Linked DNA regions of Homo sapiens: region 1 is linked to region 2. Evidence: chromatin contacts called from ENCODE Hi-C data. All regions are on one chromosome and are shown on one strand. The core of a region is the stretch at or near the end of the contact, and the rest is flanking DNA. Distances in the headings are between cores, read along the strand shown.

Region 1 (2,700 bases), core at 140-2,639, 730 kb after region 2:
ACCTTTTCTATACCCAGAAGGAAGTGATGGCTTTAGAAAAAGTGAGGGTAGTTCCCAAGATAGCCTGCAGCAGGTGGTTCCCTTTCTGCGGGAGAAAAGCACCATGCGTGGGTGTCTGCAGCCTGGAGGGCATCGCTCCTCTGAGATGCTGGTCACCCTCCATTGGCAGCAACAGTGGCATCCCTGCTGTCACTCGGCAGAGTAGCCCCTCTCGCTGAGGGTGGTTTTTCCTGCCCGCTCTGTGCTGCGCTTGTGGATAAGCAGAGAACGACTCCTATGAGCAGACTGAGGTCAGGTGGCCCTTCCCAGCGTTAGCTCCTGGGGACATTCACTACTGGACGCACTTGAAAAAGTTGTTGCAAAGCCCCTTGCCCTGGTAGGTGAAGCCCTAGTGAATGATGGTCTGTTTTATGATTCCCAGTTCACTTGTCCCTTTAAATGGTCCCTTCCTATGTTAGCACTGCCCCCAGGTTCTACCTGTTGGGGATGTTTCTCAGTCTCAGTGTCTGGAGTGGAGTTCTTAGCCATGAAAACACTGTCCCTGACCCAGGCCACTCAACAGCCGACAGTAAGTCCAGCTGAGGCTGCCAGAATGGGGCAGGTTTTTTGGAAGGTGTCCCCATCCCTTCTGCCCCGAGCATGGTGAGCTGCAAGTCTCTGGAAGGTTCACCTTAGCCAGGGCAGCTTCACACATGGAGGATGCAGTGATATTAAACAGTCAGCCTGCAGACATATCAAGTAAACAAATTATATTTTAAAAGATATTTTTGGCCAGGCACAGTGGCTCATGCCTGTAGTCCCAGCACTTTGGAAGGCCAAGGCAGGAGGATCACCTGAGCCCAGGAAGTTGAGGCTGCAGAGAGCTGTGTTTGCATCACTGCACTCCAGCTGCTTGACAGAACAAGACCCTGCCTCAAAAATTAAAAAAAAAAAAAAGATAAAAGGAATTTTGAAAAATACAAATTTAAACATACAAAACTAGTATCTTGATGCCCCCTGAACTTGAAAATGGGATTGCAGATAAACCCATCCCTGGGAATGTGGGGGGCACCTGGTGCCTGGGGCTCTTGCACCCAGGCCCCAAGTAACTGTAGACATCAGGCATACTAAGGTCAGATAATCTGGGAGAGAGGCTGGAACTTACACAGAGAACACAGTAAAGAGAAGAGGGTTTCCGCCAGATCTTACAAATTTCAAGGATTTGAGGAATTCCGTTGTCCTGAGAATTAGGTTGAAACAGGAAGAGCAACAAGTCCTTTTCGGGCTGTTTACAGCTTTGTGGTTGTTCCTGGTCAGATGGGAAACACCGTGGCAGTAACTCTGGAGGTCCTGTGGCTGCCACGCTGTTGGATGCTGACAGCTGGACATGCAGAAAGGTGTGGAGGGAGAAACAGCCGGCGCCTGTTGACTCTTGCTGATTAGAGGGGGCCTTTTGCAGGCTGGTTTTATGTCCCTCTCTCCCTTTTGTATGTGAAAAGCAACAAAAGATGTCCTTTCCCCCACTAAAATTTATAAATAGAAGTCCACTTACGGCCTTATCCACACGTCAGGGCTATCTCACTGATTACTCTGTTGACAGTTTCTTAGCCTGGGAAAGCCCTGAGCTTGCTGACAGCTCTTTTCTCTCCCTTGGGTGGGCTGTGCTGAGGAATGATGGGCAGGGAGTGGCCCAAGGGCTGCAGCTCGATGTGAGGCCGAGACAGTGGGGTGCACAGCTTCCGTGCACCGGCTCTGCCATGGCCCCTCCACTGCCAACTGGCAGCACAGGTTTCTGCCGAGGAGTCACACTTTAGCTGCAAGGGTTAAGGCAAGGAAGTAAGATTCTCTTTTTTGAGTTGTCTTGATATTTAAATATTTTTTCTTGAGGAGTAGAGTAATGCCAGCATTAGTTTCAGAAATTTGAAAAATACAAATGTACTTCAAGGAATTTTTGCCCTTTCCATTTCTTGAAATTATTTTTGGAATATTATCTTGAAAAGTAGTGTTCCCATTTAACTTAGGCCATTGTAATCATATGCAGTTTATAGATAGTGATGTGATTGTTTATAATCATGCAAGGTCATTTGAAAATACATATCTTTAAATCATGGAGAAAATTAAAACTGGAGGGAAGATCTTTGAACAGATGTGCAGTCGATGGCCAACTGGAACACTGGTGCCTGGAGCATTTGTGCCAGGGGCACTCAGCTGCATCCGGAGGCTGCACAGCTCTGGATCTCTGAGAAAGGGGTCACCTGCCACGTTGTGTTCACTGACCTGCTGTGAGTGACGAAAAGGGAGTTGATGTTTTGTTTGTCTTGGGACCCACCTCTGGGGATGGTAGGCGCCCTCTGGAGTCACCAGCCTCAGAAAAGCACACTTCTGTCAGGATACACAGTCAGTTTCACAGCCCACCGGTTATCCCGAGTTCCTGGGCCCCCCTTTGCCAGGGCACCAAGCCCTCACCTGTCCACCTGGATCTGACCACCAGGGACACGTCCCCCTGTGTGTTTACACTGCCATGTGCAACTTTCCCATGATCTTTCCAGGGGAGGCGCAGGGAGACAGGAAAGTATTGTCCACAAGGATGGGCGCCTGCGTGGGTTTGGCCACCCCCTTTGGGGCTGGTGGCTGCCCCAGGCATCCTCTTTGGCTCTCCTCAGGGTTCTTTGGAGACAAAATGCCCTTCGCTTTGGAAACAGACATATCCTCCTCATTTAG
Region 2 (2,700 bases), core at 160-2,659:
GAAGTTAATAGGCCCAAGATTTTTGTACATTCAGACGTGTCCATCCATCAGGGCGATTTCTGTAGACACACAGGTTCATACATTATGTGCTGATTTTACTTGCCACACTATCAGGATATCACTTGCAAGTTCTTAGGAGCACTTCACAATGCAACATCTTATACTGCCCACAATTTCTGGTTTAATCTGACACTAATTAGCTTTGTGACTTTGAGTAAGTCAATTCACCTTTTTGGACCAAAGCTATGGAACCCATAACATTTCAGCATATAGGGCAGGACATAGACAAGATGGATTCTTGAGGTTACTCCCAACCTGAGATCAATGATTTCAAGGAGAAAAGGCCTAGAACTCGAGCATTCACACAGAGTACAGCTAGGATTTACACAGAGACCACTAGAGTTGCGGCTACTCCTCTTCTTGGAACAATTACTTATGCGTTTTCTGTTCAAACTGTCTTAGGAGTCAGTTAAGTCACATGTGAGGAAATACACGTCTTGTCATACAATGGATTCTTTGTTTTTTTTTTTTTGGAGACAGAGTCTCGCTGTGTCACCCAGGCTGAAGTTCATTGGTGCGATCTAGGCTCACTGCAACCTCCGCCTCGCGGGTTCAAGAAATTCTCCTGCCTCAGCCTCCCGAGTAGCTGAGAGTACAGGCATGCGCCACCATGCCAGACTAATTTTTGTATTTTTAGTAGAGATGGGGCTTCATCATGTTGGTCAGGCTGGTCTCGAACTCCTAACCTTGTGATCTGCCTGCCTCGGCCTCCCAAAGTGCTGGGATTCCAGACATGAGCCACTGTGCCTTGCCCCACACAATGGTTTCTAAGATCAGTTTGGCAACTTATAGTCTATAAAACTTTGCTGCTTCATAACAATTATATAAGGTATTCATTATTGTTTATCCCTACTTTATAGTTAAGAAAAATCACATCAGAAGTTTTAAGCAAGTGCCTTAGTTTCCATTCCTGAAAATTACAAGCTGTGTGTCAAACCATTCTGACCTCAAACTCCATTGCTTCTGCCAGTAAACAAGGTCCACACCCTTCAGTTCTATTTGCCTTTTCACAATTTACAGGCCATTGCAGCTCAATTTGTTCATGTAATACTCTTTTAATTCAATATGGTCCATACGTACAGCAAGCAAGATTTAAACACAAAAAATGTAAACAAGAGTTCAGTATACATTCCACACATGTCGCTCAGAAGCGGGGCTCTCCATGCTAGGAAAACATTCGCTAATGGAACATGCAACGGCTGCATGGGCCCTGTGTATCTGGAGTTTCCGGAAGGGAAGGATGCCAAGGCATACTTGACACCAGGGATCCCAAAAGTTCTTCCTTATGGATTGAAACTCAACACCTGCCTTCACAACGCACAGCCTGCCTATCCTTTTCCTTATTTGGAAGGTGCTATCACAGCTCATACTTGAAATATGAGCAGCCCTGCTACTGGACAAACAGTATTGTGTGTCATGGGAACATCAGATCCAGAGACACTGGGAGTGCTTATGTGCTCATTATGCTGTAAGGCTAAACTTAAGAATCTCCAACTTGGAGACCACTGGGTGTTTCAATGCACATACTTAGGGTCAAAGAAAAGCCAAGCAGGAAGTGTTGCCCAGCAGTTACAGCTGAATCAAGAAGCATAATAGGAAATATTTCCTCTTCTTCACATTTCATGAATGTAAACTGATTGGTTCATTAATAACTACTCCATCCAATCAAATCTATTTCTCTTTTCTTTGGAAATGTGCCTAAATTGCATCTGAGGAAGAGGAATGGAGTTTAATTACTACATCTTGTATGAGAGAAGTCAGACATCCTATGCCCTGTTATCTTCTCAAATTTTCTTCCACCGAAAGGAAAAGAGAAAGAATTTATAACACGTGCCCATTTACAAATACAAGTGAAAAATAAAATGGAATTTGAAAATGCATAATGGAGTATCTTTTATAGTGATATGACCACCAGTGATGTGAATACCAGATTTGCTTAACTCTCTACATTTGATAAGAATTGGGAAAGTACCCCACTGGTAACAATCCTAGCATATAATTTCTTGTTACATAACAGGCAATAGTTGTCCAAACCAGGATTGGTCTGGGAATGAGCGAGGTCTGAGATCATAAAACCTTCCCCTGGGCCCAGCACAGTGGCTCACGCCTGTAATCCCAGCACTTTGGGAGGCCGAGGCAGGCGGATCACAAGGTCAGGAAATCGAGACCATCCTGGCTAACACGGTGAAACCCCGTCTCTACTAAAAATACAAAAAAAAAAAAAAAATAGCTGGGCATGGTGGCAGGTGCCTGTAGTCCCAGCTACTTGGGAGGCTGATGCAGAATGGCGTGAACCCAGGAGGTGGAGCTTGCAGTGAGCCGAGATCGCACCTCCGCACTCTAGCCTAGGCAACAGAGCGAGACTCCATCTCAAAAACAAAACAAAACAAACAACAAAAAAACTTTCCCCTATACTATGAGGAGCTGAGGACAGAGCTGTGGAAAGGAGGTGGAGGCCAGCAACCATCACTTGCATGATTTTTTTAAATCTTTTGCTTTCAAAGTAAAAAATCTAATTTTTCAATTATTAATATCTCAGAGAATATTTATTCACGTGAAAGATAATTCATCTAAAGGTGTATAAAGAAAACAAATATTATAACCAAGTTTTTATTATAATCTTATTTTCAAATTATCTTG

The links. A loop is a pair of places that touch in the nucleus more often than their neighbours do. Pooled maps may share reads with other maps.
Region 1: a loop to region 2 is called in a pooled map, with 5 times the contacts of the local background. The contact joins two enhancer-like sites. A Hi-C loop is called at or near these places in 10 of 50 pooled maps.

Annotation. Positions count from the first base shown.
Region 1 is chr7:50,621,025-50,623,724 of GRCh38, reverse strand. The region is part of intron 8 of GRB10 (growth factor receptor bound protein 10); the gene reads left to right. Among named protein-coding and RNA genes, the nearest start is that of DDC, 57 kb to the right of the region's middle. Within about 2 kb of position 1,389, at least 4 of the 41 ENCODE cell types and tissues checked have a DNase peak (open chromatin) inside an H3K27ac peak, as active enhancers do.
Region 2 is chr7:51,349,045-51,351,744 of GRCh38, reverse strand. No RefSeq gene overlaps it. Among named protein-coding and RNA genes, the nearest start is that of COBL, 34 kb to the right of the region's middle. Within about 2 kb of position 1,409, at least 7 of the 41 ENCODE cell types and tissues checked have a DNase peak (open chromatin) inside an H3K27ac peak, as active enhancers do.